2 separate regions of the Mus musculus genome follow, and region 2 is linked to region 1. A link is a loop called in an ENCODE intact Hi-C map of the cell type or tissue named here. Cell type or tissue: heart. All regions are shown on one strand. Each heading gives the region's core, and the rest is flanking DNA. Links, peaks and the distances in the headings are about the cores only.

The links. Hi-C counts contacts between places; a loop is a spot of excess contacts. Peaks named below come from ENCODE experiments on the same cell type or tissue, not always from the same donor. Only the 100,000 strongest peaks of a DNase experiment are listed, where the experiment ranks them.
Region 2: a loop joins it to region 1, with 4 times the contacts of the local background. A loop is called at or near these places in 7 of 42 quality-filtered maps.

Annotation. Positions count from the first base shown.
Region 1 is chr17:21,268,168-21,276,512 of GRCm38, reverse strand. It overlaps the pseudogene Vmn1r-ps149. Among named protein-coding and RNA genes, the nearest start is that of Vmn1r235, 12 kb to the right of the region's middle. In heart, for the core only: a CTCF peak has its summit at 4,246 (motif pointing left); no DNase peak of the experiment used is centred there.
Region 2 is chr17:21,379,935-21,388,279 of GRCm38, reverse strand. It overlaps Zfp677 (zinc finger protein 677), which reads right to left and starts at 4,532. Exons shown (of 4, transcript NM_172486.2): 1 at 4,260-4,532. In heart, for the core only: a CTCF peak has its summit at 4,776 (motif pointing right); a DNase peak (open chromatin) is centred at 4,579; H3K4me3 peaks cover 1,141 bases; H3K27ac peaks cover 865 bases.

The DNA of each region.
Region 1 (8,345 bases), core at 221-8,220:
ACATATCCACTATAAAAATTAATATTATGTTTCCTTAGAAAGTTGGGAACAGCCAGGGCCCTTAAGTCTGGAGCCACTTCTGCAACCCTTTATTATTATTTTTTTTATAATCTCACATTTTCTATGGTAATGTATGGATGATAGAGGTAAGCACTTTCAGATGCTGGCGAGGATGTGGAGAAAGGGGAACACTCCTCCTTTGCTGGTGGGATTGCAAGCTTGTACAACCACTCTAGAAATCAGTCTGGCGGTTCCTCAGAAAATTGGACATAATACTACCAGAAGATCCAGCAATACCTCTCCTGGGCATATAGCCAGAAGATGTTCCAACTGGTAATAAGGACACATGCTCCACTCCACTATGTTCATAGCAGCTTTATTTATAATAGCCAGAAGTTGGAAAGAACCCAGATGTCCCTCAACAGATGAATGTATACTGAAAATGTGGTACATTTACACAATGGAGTACTACTCACCTATTAAAAACAATGAATTTATGAAATTCTTGGGCAAATGGAAGTATCTGGAGGATATCATCCTGAGTGAGGTAACCCAATCACAAAAGAACTCACTTGATATGCACTCACTGATAAATGGATATTAGCCCAGAAACTTAGAATACCCAAGATACAATTTGCAAAACACAAGAAAATCAAGAAGAAGGGAGACCAATGTGTGGATACTTCATTCCTCCTTAGAATAGGGAACAAAATACCCATGGAAGGAGTTACAGAGACAAAATTTGGAGCTAAGAGTTAAGGATGTACCATCCAGAGACTACCCCACCCGGGGATCCATCCCATAATCAGCCACCAAACACAGACACTATTGCATATGCCAGCAAGATTTTGCTGAAAAGACCCTGATATAGCTGTCTCGTTTGAGGCTATACCAGTGCCTGTCAAATATACAGAAGTGGATACTCACAGTCAGCTATTGGATGGAACACAGGACCCCCAATGGAGGAGCTAGAGAAAATACCCAAGGAGCTGAAGGTGTCTGCAACCCTATAGGTGGAACAACAATATGAACTAACCAGTACCTTGTGTCTCTAGCTGCATATGTAGCAGAAGATGGCCTAGTAGGTCATCACTGGGAAGAGAGGCCCCTTGTTCTTGCAAACTTTATATGCCCCAGTACAGGGGAATGCCAGGGCCAAGAAGTAGGTGTGGGTGAGTAGGTGAGCCGGGGGGGAGGGTATAGGGGACTTTCAGGATAGCATTTGAAACGTAAATGAAGAAAATATCTAATAAAAAATTGAAAAAAATAAAAAAGAGGTAAGCATTTTCACACTGGGCCACTTCTTTGGCATTTAAAACACTTATTTCAAATTTTATTCAGTAATTAGTTTGTATATTCATTCATGTATTCATGTTTTTGGAAACAGGACTCATCCGGCATGTAGGATACCCTAAAATTTTTTTAAATAAACAGGCTAGTCTTATTCTTTAGCCACTTTGTCTGCCTTCTTTAGGCTAGATTATGGGCACTTCTCTTTGGTAACCTGCAGAGTACCTTCTTGCCCCCAACACTATAGTAGCTGGGGAGAAGGCTCCATGTACACGATTCTCCATGTTGAATGAGTTGTATAGATGTTGTCCTTGTCAATGGGTCTTTGCTATCAGTTTACTTATCTTATATAGCCATCATGAAACTTTTTAATTTAATTTTTTCTTATTCACTTTACATCCTGCCCACTGTCCCCCTCCCAGTCACCCTCTCCCATGCTCTTTTCCCCTTCCCCTTCACTTCTCCTATGAGCAGGTGGGACCCCCCTTAGATATCTCTCCTCAACCATGGTACTTCCAGTCTCTGTTGGACTAGGCACATACTCCCCACTGAGGTCATCCAGGCAAGGCAGTTCATCTAGTAGAACATATCCCACATACAGGCAAGAGCTTTTGGGATAGACCTGTTCCATTTGTTCAGAACCCACATGAAGGTCAAGCTGCATATGTGCACATATGACTCAGAAGGCCTGGGTACAGCCTCTGTTTGTTGTTTGGTTTGTGCTTCAGACTTTGAGAGCCCCAAGGGTTCAGGTTAGTTGACTCTGTTGGTCTTCCTGTGGAATTCCTATCCCCTTCAGAGCTAGCAATCCTTCTTCTTATTCTGCAAGAAGCCCCAAGCTCTGTTCCCTGTTTTCCTGTGGTGTCTGTATCTGTCTGAGTCAGCTGCTGGGTGATGCCTAGCAGATGACAACTTGCTACTGACTGCAAGCATATCAGAATATCATTAACAGTGTTAGCAATTGGTGCTAACCCATAGGATGGGCCAGTTATTAGTTGGCCATTCCCTCACTCTCTGATCCCTCCCCATTACCTACACTATTTGTAGACAGGATAATTTCTGCTTTAAAGGTTTTGTGGTTGGGTTGGTGTCACTATCACCCCATTGGGGTTCATATCTGGGTTCTGGAGGTGACCTCTTCAGGTTCTGTTTCCCCAATGTAGTCACAGCAGCAGTCACTCCCAGTGATTCTTGTGCAGAGCAGTTGGGCCCAAAACTCAATAGCTCCACCCTTGTTCTTAGATGCTGGGGGAGAGGGGGTTGTATAACAATTCTTGGCTTATCACCCATTCTTGATTTTCTTATTTCTACTCAGTGTACTGATCTGGTATTTGAAAGACTTTCTGACAGAGAGACCAGGGTTCTTTCTCCCTCAGCTACAGAGCTTTATAATTGTCTTATGTAATAGTTTTTATATAGCAAAGATTGGCTTCAAACCGACTACAGGGCCAAAAATAACCTTGAACTTCTAATCCATATGCCTCAATTCTTTGAATTCTGAGAATGCAGGCATGTGTCAATATATATTATTCATGCAACATTAAAGAGAGTGCCCAGGGTTTGTGATTTTAGCCAAGGACTCTCCTCAATTGAATACAGCTAGAGAACTCCTGCCTAATACTAATCAAGAGACCATCCAACTCAGCTGTTTATTCCACAACAGATTTTATAGTTGCAACAAGTTATTTGCCATGAGGTCCTCTACAGTCCCCTTTTTAAAAAATATATTTTGTGCGTGTGTATTGTCAGGAATGTCTATACTGCTTGTACTTAGGACCATCTGGGTCACATGTGAAAAACAAACAAACAAAACAGGAACTCAGGCAAGTGTGCTTGCTTAGACCAGTCATCTTACCGGGTGGAATGCTGAGGCAGGTTGATTATTGGACTTTGGAATTTCAAATCAACCTAAATTGCAGAGCTGTTGTTCAAAAACAATTCAAAACTCTGTAGGGCAGGATCAGTAGAAAGATATCCTATTATTCTTTGATTGGGTCTTTTCATATTTTCCTAAATTTCTTGGGTGTTTTGTATTAGAATCTTTTTAGATCTGGTATTTTCTTTGATCCATGTATCAAATTCTATTGTATTTTCTATGCCTGAGATTCTCTCTTCCATCTCTTGTACTCTGTGCATGATGCTTGTATTTGTAATTCCTATTCTCTTTCATAGATTTTCTGTCTTCAAATTTGCCTCCATTTTGTGTTTTCTTTATGGCTTCTTTTTCCATCTTTAAATCCTGAACATCTCCTTCATTTCCTTCACCTGTTTGATTGTATTTTATTTATTACTTTAAGGAGTTTAATTGTCTCCTCTTTAAGGGATTCTACATGTTTGATTGTACTTTTCTCTATTTCTATAAAGGATTTATTTCCTTTTTAAAGGCTTTTATCATCTTCATAAGATGAGATTTAAACTCTTGCTCTTCAGGTGTGTTAAGATATTTAGGGTTTGCTCTAGTAAGAGAGCTGGGTTCTGATGGTGCCATTTTGGACTGGCTTCTGTTAATTATGTTCTTGCCCATGCCTTTAACAATCTGGTTGTCCCTGTAAGTAGCAGGCTTTTGGTACTGTTTGCTCTGGGTATGAGCAGCATCCATGCAACCCCGCCCCGCTGCAGAGTCAGGCATAACTGTGCGTTGAGAAATGGAGTGCTGTTTCAAGTTTACAGGTAGAGCTATGGACTGGAAGGAAGATGGAACTCTAAAAGGACTGGGCAGACCTCAGGGCTGCTAGGCTCGCTGGGGTCACAGATGTCTGAGGATTGGGGCCTAGGTGTTTCTCCTGGGTAAGAGCAGACTTCCCAGGAGCCAGGCAGAGCTGTGGGCCTGGACCTGCGAGTGGTGAGACTGCAGATAGAGGTGCAGGCTGGAAGGAAAATGCTGCTTTGATGGAGCAGGTCTATAACCACCTTGGAGTTTACAGAAACAGCCTGTGATAGCCACCTTGTGGCGAATTCTGAAATTACAAACTTGAAATTTTCTGACACCTGTTGAAACCCAATTATTGTTGTTCCTCCTATGGGGCTGCAAGCTCCTTCAGCTCCTTTGGTCCTTTCTCTAGCTCCTCCATTGGGATAAGATAGGGGATATTCGGAAGGGAAACCAGGAAAGGGGATAGCATTTGAAATATAAATAAAGAAAATATCTAATAATAAAAATGAAACCTATTTATTAACCTGCTGTCCAATATTAATTGGGACTCCAGTTACTCAAAGATATAAAATAGTCCTGGAACACTGAATACACACAGATATCTGTGGGATCAGTCTGAGAGTAGTGTAGGAAACATAATAGTCCCATAATAAAATAAGAATAGTTTATATAGGTACATGCTGAAAAGAGGGCTTGCATGGAGCACTCATTTGTTTACATAACTAAATTACTGCTTTCCTTGTAGAGATATCTTTCTCATTCCCAGGAGGACGTCAAGATCTGACTTTTACTTCTTTTATAAGCTGGAAAAGTATTAAAAACATGAAAAAGTAATGAATGCCAATTATCATCAGTGGGTCTGAATTTCTCTAGGACATTGACTCTCCAGGACAAATTAGGCTAGTAAGACATTACTGGAAACTCAAGTTATCCTCAGACAAGGCTAATATCCTTCATTTGACTTAATAGTGAAATTGACATCTGGGGTCAAAATGTTTATGTAAGTTCTACTCAGACCTTTAATACTGTAAAATGGGTTTTTTTCTGGAACCAATCATAAATGTGCTAAAGAATAAAAAGGCTAATTTGTTGATTGATTGATTGATTGATTGATTTTTCATAATAAGGGTCAGCCAGTTGTAGGAGATCAAGAACATTTTTTTTTCTCAAGCTATCACTAGTCCCCTTAGAGCTATTACCGACAACCTCTGTGTTTGAGCCAAAATCTAAATTTCTCTCAGCTTAAATTTTTGAAATGCAGTTGCTTAGACCACTAGCTTCCAATAATCTCTCTAAGGAAAACAATCACCAAATATCATTTGAAACCTATAGCAGATATGTTTGCTTTGCTAAATGACTTTCCCAGAAATGTATCTGGCTAATATAAATGCAACTGTCTAATGAAAACTGTTTGCCCCAGAATGCTTCTTGTTTGTGTGACCTGCACCATCATCAAAAGCAACACAGGGAGGAAAGGTTTCTTTAATCTTACAGCTTACAGTCCATCCTGGAGGAAAGCCAGGCTAGGAATGAATCTAGAGGCAGGAATTGAAGCAGAGACCTTAGTAGAACTCTGCTTACTCCCTTGCTCTTGCTGTCTTGTTTCTTCTTTCCTAATGATTCTAGCTTGTGTCAAGTTTACAGTTATAACACCAACACCCCCACAAAACACCAACCTCTACCAAAAAGCAGCACACTATTCTAATTTCAAGCCTGTACTGAAATAAGAAGAGCTGTGATGATTAGAAGGAGGGAAAAACTATAATCAGGATATATTGTATGAGAAAAGTCTCTTATCTTCAATAAAAGAACAACAACAACAACAACAAAAGAGATGGCTTTTTCTAAGCTTCAAGACTAGCTCTACCATTTTCAAAGCATTTGTAAAGGAAGCTAGCCAGGAGATGTGCAGGGGAGGAAGTCACATAACTCAAGCTAGCCTTACAGATGCCAAGTACCTAAGGGTAGTTTAGAACTCCTAACTCAATTACCTCAACTTTTGAAGATCTGAGATAATTCCAAAACATGTGCCACCGACTCTAATTTATAGTCCCTAATATTCCTAATAATTGACAACACTTTATATAATAAACTTTTACATACAAATCAAAATGTTTTATAATAAAGTCTATAAGTAGATAGCACATATCCAAAATGAAATGACAATTTAAAACCTAGATTAAATATTTTAGACAATTTGAAGAGTCTTTTTTTTTTTTTTTTTTGAGTAGGATTGTGGTTCAATCGACCAAAGTTTCTTGCTCATGTTTTCTATTGACACCCTGTATAGGGCATGAAGTTTCAAGTCACAAGGTATTCTCTCCATCTTTAACAGAAAACAGCTCCATGATCCTCTGCATAGATATGTGAGGACAAAGGCAGTATGATTTCCAAGAATGGATTCAGAAACTTTTAATTAAAATAAATTTGATTTGAGTTTATGAAAAAAAAAAGAGATGGCTTTTTCTAAGCTTCAAGACTAGCTCTACCATTTTCAAAGCATTTGTAAAGGAAGCTAGCCAGGAGATGTGGTGAAGTGAAGACTTCAGTTTCTCTTACAGAATGCTTAGTTAGTTTGATTCTGTGAAGCAATGGGGAGGCTCTCAAAAAACTGTATTCTAGTTCTTGGGCAACTTATGCCTTCCTCTGTCCTATTCAGGCTTCAACATATTTGTGGAATACAGGGATACACAGAATACACAATACACTTGAAATTAAATAACCAAATGAACTTTGAAAAGAAAATTATTTTGATGTAAATAGTCTTGAGATTGGAGTCATTTTCTTTTTCTTTCTCTTCTTTCTTTTTTCTTTCTTTTTTGATTTTTTTGTTTGTTTTTTGAGACAGGGTTTCTCTGTGCCATCCTGGCTGTCCTGGAACTCACTCTATAGACCAGACTGGCCTTGAACTCAGAAATCCACCTGCCTCTGGCTCCCAAGTGCTGGGATTAAAGGTGTGCACCACCACTGCCCAGCTGGAATCATTTTCAATTGAACATTTTGTAGTTTGGTTGACATAATAAATGTTGCCTCCATCCTATACTTCCATGTAGGGTCCTCTGGTTCTGAAGTCTATGATCAGACAATGCAGTGGACAGAATGCAGTTCATGGATCTTGCAATGGGGTTGGTCTACTTATCACAGACTCTAGTTGGAATACTTGGGAATTTTTCTCTTATTTTCTACTCTGCCCTCCTTTCACAACATCTAGATTAAAATCCACAGATTTGATTCTGAAGTATCTGATTGTGGTCAACACCTTGTTCATACTACTAAAGGAGTATGTCAAAGATTGGCTTTGATGGTGGAATAGGGTAAACCAGGACAGGAAGCAAAGTGGCATTGGCAAGGTTCAGTCCAGATACTGACAAGGGCTGCTCCCTATGGCAGCCAGTGATTAGAGAAGAGAAAGGGAAGAAACCAAACACAAAAGCACACAAACAGAATGGTTGAAGCAAGTTCAAAAGATTTTTTCTTAATCCAATTTTATACCCTTTAAGATGAAGTTTTTTCTATTAGGAAGAAAATTACCTCATAGCCACAAGTGACACATATTCTAGAAATAGTTATCACAAGAACATAACATATTCTTTTTTATTAGATATATTCTTTATTTACATTTCAAATGTTATCTCCTTTCTCAGTTCCCCCTGAAACTCCCTATCCCCTTCCTCCTCCCCCTGCTTCTGAGGATGTTCCCCCACCCACCCATCCACCCAAACCCACTTCCTGCCCTGGCATTCCCCTACACTGGGGCATTGAACTTTCACAGGACCAAGGGCCTCTTTTCCCATTGATGCCAAAGTCATCCTCTGCTAGATTTGCAGCTGGAGCCCTGGGTTCCTCCATGTGTACTCTTTGGTTGGTGGTTTAGTCCCTGGGTGCTCTAGGGGTATTGTTGGTTGACATTCTTTTTCTTCCTATGGGATTGCAAACCCTTTCAGCTCCTTCAGTCCTTTCTCTAACACCTCCATTGAGTGCTCCGTACTCATTCCAATGGTTGACTGTGAGCACACAACTCTGTATTTGTCAGGCCTTGGCAGAGCCATTCAGGAGACAGCTATATCAGCATCCTGTCAGCTAGTACTCCTTGGCATCCACAATAGTGTCTGGGTTTGATGGCTGTATATAGGATGGATCCCCAGTCAAGGCAGTGTCTGGATGGCCTTTCCTTCAGTCTCTGTTCCACACTTTGTCTACATATTTCCTCCTGTGAGTATTTTGGCCCTCTTCTAAGAAGTTTCAAAGCACCCACACTTTGGTCTACCTTCTTTTTGAGCTTCAAGTGGTCTGTGAATTGTATTATGGGTATTCTGAGCTTTGGGGCTAACATCCACTTATCAGTGAGTGCATACCAAAGGTATTCTTTTGTGACTATGTTATCTCACTCAGGATGCTATTT
Region 2 (8,345 bases), core at 134-8,133, 110 kb before region 1:
AAACCAAACAAAAAAACCCACTGAGGGGCTGGTGAGATGGCTCAGCGGTTAAGAGCGCCGACTGATCTTCCAAAGGTCCTGAGTTCAAATCCCAGCAACCACATGGTGGCTCATAACCATCCGTAATGAAATCTGAGGCCCTCTTCTGGAGTGTCTGAAGACAGCTACAGTGTAATTATATATAATAAATAAATAAATATTAAAAAAAAGCCCACTGAGGCATGTGGGGGAGTTATAAAGAGAATAACAGTGAAGGAGTGATTTGAATAAACAAATGAAAAACCATGGAAGGGATTTAATTAGGAAAAAGGGACAGGAAAGATGTTTCAGATAGCCATAAGGAAACATCTTTACATACATTGCAAAAAAGTCAATGATACATATACTTCTGTGTATGCATACACAACTAAAGTGTAAATGAAAACTTGGCATCTGGGCTGATCATGCTCCTCACAAGAGCCATAATTTTCTAATAAAACCACCAACTCCAGGGATGAAAGTCCTGCTTTAAAGTTGTTGGTCACAGCTGTCCAAGAGACTCCCAAAACATTATAGGCTATGGCTGTTGCCCATGATTGTGAGCTAGGTGAGTCCCTATTATTGAAGAAGCTGTGCACTTTGGACAGAGATTTCAGAGGACACGAGATGGATCTGACCTTAAAGCCTTCTGGGGACTAGCTTTCATAAGGCAACATGCAAGCTTCCAAAGGGGGGGGGGGCAACCGACAGTCCTACCCAACTCTGACACCTATGAAGCACAACAATAATTTGTACTGAAGCATAATCCTCCATGTGCAAGTATGGCATACATACCTTTGTGGCAACCAACAGTTTCCCACTTAGACTTAGGACCCCCTCAACAACAGGGAAACCATGCGTGGTACTGGGAAAACAGCCAGTTTCACTAGGGTTAGTGAAGTCAAGGATCTTGGTACAACCACTAGTTTACTCAATCACCATAATCTCTTACTATATTCTAAATATTTGTCCTCATTCCAACAGGTAAATGTAGTTGTTACTCCTCATCAAGGAAAGTTCATTTTGCAATCACGAAGATTATTACAGAAAACGCACTCTAGTCAAAATGCAGAGTTGAGTATGCTCAGTCCCGACTGATACATAAACAACACAACTCTTGCACTAAGGCTCAGGGATCACTGAGAAAGAGGGGCAGAGATACTGTAAGAGCCAGAGGAATAGGAGTTTTGTTGTGACATTGTGTCTCCTAGAAATTTCCAAAAAGCTACATGCATGAAATCTTACAAACATGGCTGCCTAAACAGGAACTGAATAAGGATATGCTAACATGGAAGGGAGCTAGCTCATTAATCTTCAAGCCTAACACTAAGGCTTGAATTTGAACACAAAAGGATTCTGAGAGGTGGAGAAATAGTCTTCCTCAGAGAATAGTACACTGTATGATTATACCAAGAGTTCAACACTGAACACATACAAAGTATGGATCTCAATACTCCACAACTACAATTCTAGAGTGCAAAGGATATATAGTTATTCATGCAAGAAAACATTCATATATATGCATATGTAATATGTAAATATAAATAAAAACTCTAAATATTAAATAAAATTAGGAAAGAGAAAGAAATTAATAGGTAGGTAGTTAGATAGATTGATTGATAGATAGAAAGAAACAAACAAACAAACAAAGTGTAATCCCTTGAATGAATTTTACTAGGCAAATGAAAGGTTTCTACAATGACAATATAATTGAATGAAGTGAAGAAAGTCAGTAAAATGAAAAATTGCTGAAGGAACTGAGGAAGATGTGAACTAGAACACAAATGTTTTACAAAAATTAAAGGGGCACATAATGTTGTGAAATATGTATTATTTCGGAAAGTCTTTGATATTGTCAGTTGAAACTGTGTAAAATCCAAAATTTCCATGGGAGTAGCAATAATTAAAAGTGTGAAGAGACACCATACACAGTAGGTATAGTTCTTTGCTACATATTTATAGTATAATGGATAAAAACACCTATCAAAAATTACAACTATGTATATTTATAGTATAATGAATAAAAACATCTATCAAAAAATTACAAAGGAAGCAAATTATAAAATAATCAATTAATAAGTAACTGAATTGAACACACTGTGCTCAACAGCAGTTGAAATGGCCAACAAAAACCTCTTCATAGTAGGGCATAGGATACTGTACAGAGATTCCAATTCTGCCTAGAAAGTGGCCACACTTAAGACCCTAAACAATAACAAATTCATTTATTTCAGTATATTTGAAATGTACATGGATATTTTTAAAGCAAATAATGTAAACAGAATACAGATCTAAATAAAGAAAATGACTGTAAAATATAAATTTTCTTCAATAATTTGATTTCATATCCAAAGATACAAGATACTATAAAAGAAGGTATTTCCTTTAAATGTATTGACTATAGACAGTAGTAAAATCTTACTTGGATATTTTATAGAAAGTAATCCTGAAAGTACCAAGGGGCAGCAAAGAGCTGGAAAACACTAAGAGGATCATACCTAGAGGTGATCTCACAGTATATTACAATCACAGCAATGCAAACCACTTGGAATTGTCATAAAAGACAATAGGAGGTATCCTTGGGAAGACAGGATAGACAGAATTTAACTGTCTGTAAGTATAGTTCCCGATTCTTATCAAAACTATTATTTTCAGGAATAGAGAAATTAACACTAAAAGTTAGAGAATGTGCTATAATACCAAAGCCCCCAATCACAAAACAATAAATACACCTAGAGGTATTAATTTTCATCATTTTATAATACATTAAAATCACTGAAGTGGAAACCATTTAATACTGATGAATGTAGACTGGATCAGTGATGTGCATGGAATAAGGACAGCATCACTCACATGCACAATCAAGTAAAAGTTTATTGCCTCCTAAGATCAGTTCTTCTGTAGAAAGTCTTCTCATCTTTACAATAGGATAATCCTGAGGAGATTTTTCTCAGTGGAAGTCTCCAAAATTATTTCTAGTGAAACAGAATGTGGCAAAACTGATTTTATGTCCCACTTCCACATTTACCGGAATCCCTTACCATCCCTTCACCAATCCTCCAACATACCTGGATCTTTAGCCACTGTCTCCTGTCTCTCTAATGTTCTAGGGCACTTGTTCTGCTACACAGGTGAGCAGATGTGGGTGATCAGTGAGCCATGTACATGAGAACGAGATTCATCAGAAAGCACATGGATTTCTACTACAGTACTGTGCTCAGTAGATAAAGAGAGGATTTTATAGTGATATAAATATTTAGAACTCATTTCCATTTAGCATAACTGGAAGCCCACATTCAATCACAACTCAGTTAAAACTGACGGGAAGAAATGGAACTCAATGATTGTGATGACAGCACTATACACTTGTGAGATTCTTAATATAGCATGAACCAAGCAAGACTTTGTCATGCAGGGATCACACAATGCACACTTGTTTTCCAGGACCCTGAAGATGAATAAGGGAGAGAGCAAGCAAAGTATTCTCACGTACAAAAACCAGATTGCTGTAATTCTGCAGTATCCAGTCTCTATATAAAAACCTTCTGACCTTTCAGAAGGCATTCCACCTTTTCCTGGAAGAAGTTCACAGTCACACCACTGTCAAGTATCAACAACAAAACAAAACAAAACAAAACAACAACCTACAGTTTGAACAGTTGTGTTAGTGCACACTTTTGGATTCTATTATATTTGCAGCCATTGCTTTTATGACTAGTATATAAACGCTCTCTAGGGATGCCAAGTCACCAAGTAAGTCCTTGGGTGTAACAGGAGAGTTAGGATGGATGAATGTAAATTTCAAGAGCTTTGTCCTTTTCACCTAAACAAAGTGAACTGCATTTGAAATATCAACAGATAAATTCAAATATTCTAGGTTATTTAATAAGAACATTTGGGAAGCTCCAGGTTCGATTGGCTGTCTTTTCCTGTGCTGCACTGCTGACTCTCCTAGGCTGCAGCCAGGAAACTGTGTCTCCTTTTGTTGTTGTTGTTGTTGTTGTTGTCACTGGGGCTCTGATCTTTAAAGAAGCTCTTCTAAACCCGCCCACTACAACCCCGGTTCTGGTCACGTGGCGCCCACAAACATAGGAAAGGACGGGGCTTTCTTTTCCTTAATTACTTTTGTAGACTCCACTCAACTTTTCTCTTTTCTCCCTCTTACTGGGCCAGGCAGTATCCCCGCCCCCCGGATAACCACCACCAAGACCCTAGTTTCCCAGCCCCGCAGCTCCTCTGACCTGGGAGGTTCCAGACCCGCCGGGCTACGGTTCCCCGGCTGAGCCACAGACTGCTGACTCCAGGATGTTCAAGGCATCTGCGGCATAGGGGAGTTTTTGGGTCCTCACAGGACCCCAACCTGTGTCTTCTATACTCAGCTCCGCACCATTCGATCTCACACGATGCAGACCTACAGCTCCTTCAGGTAATGGGCCCTCGCCATTTGGACTTAGCCTTTTCAGCTCAACTTGTCTGGCCTCACTCAGTGTACCATCTTTTTACTTCACACCTCTAACCACGCCCACTCTATACACTTCCGCAACCACCACCCAATGGACATCCACCTTCTATTTCCGGGTGAGCGGCCCCGCCCGTCCCCGTGGAAGACAGTCCCTCTCACCCCAGCCCTGGCTGTCTTTCCTTAAGGCATTTTTGCCTTAGGGAGGGTCATATCAGTATCTTAGATTTTGAAAAGATTGAGGGAAGTCAGTGGTCAGCCCTTTGCTACTAGTCCCGAGCTGAATTCATCCCGCGATGTACTGCTTTCTCCACTAGATGGTGGTCTTGTCAGTACTGATTCAGAAACAAGTTTGTCTTCTGTGACTCATGCTAAAGGTGCTGTGAGGTAAAACAGATTTCTGGTGGATCCAGAGATTTTCCTTGTCCCAGATGCAGAAAACAAGTAAGGTACATATAGCTCTAGTCCTAAAAAAAGACGTTAAACCAGCTCATCTATAGGTCTGGGAATACTGAGGAAGAAGAGGTGTTAAGAAATAAGGGAAAGAAAAGGAAAGACCATTCTCTAGACTCCATATGATTGTAACCAGTAACCAACAACTGTACTTACAAGTACTAGCTTCACACAAGGCCACAGTCAATCTAGGAAAACTAAAAGGCACACTTTTCCCCTCAGATATTGTCCAAGTGTTGCAGGATATTTGATCACACTGTGAATCTGGGATTGTGCTATCGTGTAGCTCTGCCCTTAACACACACTAATCCCTCTGGCTGGAATACAAACACACCCTTAGTACACCCCTTTAATCCCAAACAATGAAGGTAAAGTTAGTTTGTGGAAGGAAGCTCCCTTGTCTGAAAGTGATGTCTAATTGGTGGGTAGACATAGTGAGAAATCAGAGAAAGATCTGACAAAATAGGATATGCCCAACTCTCATGAGAAGAGGGAGGAAAGAGAAGATATGTAAGGGGCAGTAAGAGAGGAAGGAGGCAGTTTTTATCAGGAGAGTTTTACAGAGACAGGTTGAAGAGGGAACAAGCTACACACAGGTGAAGAAAGAACAAGCCAGAGAGTGAGAAAGAGCCAGAAGATCAGAACATATTCCCAAAATTAGTGTGAAGCCAAGTAGAGGCAATCAGTGGAGGCCAAGAAGGAGAGAAAGCTAGATTGAATCAGTGAGTTTGGAGAAGAGCTTGAGCCAGAACAGCTGAGAAGAACCAGCCAGCAAGAGATTAGAAAAAAACAAAAACAAAAACAAAAACTAAAAATGGTTGAGATTATTCAGCAGCAAGTCTCAGAAGCTGAATATATTCTAGGCCTAGCTTGGATTGTACAGAGGCTAGAAGCATCCAGGTCTAGGCCTACCTAGGTTAGTAGATGAAAGTAGTAAGTGTCGGAGACACCAATCACTTTGGTGAAGGAAAAATACATTCACAGGTATGTGTAGGCTCTAGGATTAGACTTGCTGCACATCAGGCTCCAGGACATAGCCCTTAAAAACACAGTCTCACAAATGGCTCTGGTTCATCTCAGTGAGTCCCAGGTAATATGACTAGAGATGAACACAACAGAGAATTTTTCGGATTGTGGACTAGAATAGCAGAGTGGCAGATGAGAGTGAGCAGCACTTCACACACACACACACACACACACACACACACACACACACACACACGAACACACACACACACACACACACACACACAGACACACACAGACACATGCACAAACACTGTGTGTTCGTGTTTGTGTGGGCATGTCTGCATGTGTGAAATAGCCAATAATTACAAACGTTAAATGACCACATCAGTCTGTAATTTCTTTTTAGTTGTATCATATATGGTTTTATATCAGATAAAACTGTCAAGAAGTCTTCCTTGGTTGTGTCAAGAAGTACTTTAAATAGCTTTGTGGTTAGATCTTCTTTGAAGTTTTGCTAAACTCCTGTCAATCTGCTCCTCTGGTCATCTTATGTGGTGGTGGTGGTGGTGGTGGTGGGAGGATTTTTGTTACAGTTTCAGTCTCATTGCTCATTGTTCTGTTTCCAAATAAGTGGAATAGTAGAAATAAGATCCACTTCTTAAGGCAATCCAGTGACTATCCCACCTGGGGTCCATCCCATATACAGTTACCAAACCCAGACACTATTGTGGATGCCAACAAGTGCTTGATGACAAGAGCCTGATGTTGCTGTCTCCTGAGAGGCTCTGCCAGTGTCTGACACATACAGAAGTGAATGCTCACAGCCATCCATTGAACTGAGCACAGGGTCCCCAATGGAGGAGCTAGAGAAAGGACTCAAGGAGCATAAGGGGTTGGCAGCCCCATAGGAGGAACAACAATATGAACTAACCAGTAACCCCAGAGCTCCCAGGGACTAAACCACCAGTCAAAGAGTACACATGGAAGAACTCATGGCTCTAGCCACATATGTAGCAGAGGATGGCCTTGTGGGACATCAGTGGGAGAAGAGGCCCTTGGTCCTGTGAAGCCTCTATGCCCCAGTGTAGGGGAATGCCAAGACAGGGAAGTGGGAGTGGGTGGGTTAGAGACCAGGGGGAGGTGGATGGATAGGGGGTTTTTGGAGGGGAAATGAGGAAAGGGGATAATATTTGAAATATAAGTAAAGAAAATATCTAATAAAAAAAGATCCACTTCATTACTCATGTCTATCAGTTAGGTTGCACAGTTACCTTGAGTAGTTGTCAAGACACAATAAGAAAAAGTTATGTATAGCTGGTTATGTTAGCTTTTAAACCTAGCACTCAGGAGGCAAAAACAAGGGGAACTCTAGGTCAAGGTCAAGGTCATCCTGGTCTTCATAGTGAGTTCAGACCGGTGGCAATATACAGAAAGAGTCTGTCCTAAAAGAAAGCAAATTCCTTCTTTTATGATACCAGAGGCACATTCAAACTGGGGAAGCCAATCAGCAGAGGTATGATGCCTATGAACCACATCAAAGATCACCATGGTACCATAGCAAGAACTCTAAGGGTGCAGTAGTGGCAAGCACACCTTGGTGGTAACCAACAGTTCTCTAATTGGTCTTAAGACACTGTCAAGAAAAGAAAAAAATCCAAGGCTGGTCCTGGAAACCTCACTACCTACTCATTGCTGTTGAAGTCATGAATCTTGGAGGAGAACCTAAAACCACTTTACTAAACCTTCACCAAAATCTAAACCTTTTTTTCCTTGTATCCACTAATAAGTATAGTCTTTACTCCTCATCATGAAACTTCTGTTTACAATAGACAGAGACCACTACCAAAAACTCACAACTAACCAAAATGCAGAGTTATGGAGGCCTGCTCAGTGGATAAATCTTCAAAATCCTCCTGCACCTAAGGTCCCAGGAACAGTTTTGAAGAGGGGATAGAAATATCAGGGAGTTTGCTGTGAGATTGTTTTTCCTAGTAATGCCAGAAGATACAATCATAAAATCTCACTGACATGAATGTCAAAGTGAGAGCTTAGAAAGAACAGCAGTGAACATCTCCATGTGGATGGGGAGGCATCCACAAGGGCTCAGCCCTGCACACAGAACCATGGGCATCTTAGGAATACTGGGAGCAGGAATCTCTCCAAATGATGAGGATTCTAATTGTTTATCCAATATCAAATGACCCACCTTAATGACATAATACAATTAACATGATATGGACTGAGTAGGTTATTCTTAGGAACATATATGTTATATGCATATATATATATATATATATATATATATATATATATATATATATATATATAGTTGTATAATGAAATAAATGGCCATGAATTGAAAGAGAGCAGGGATGGGTAGATAGGAGGATTTGGCAGGAGGAACAGAAATGGAGAAATATAATTATATTATAATCTTAAATTAAAA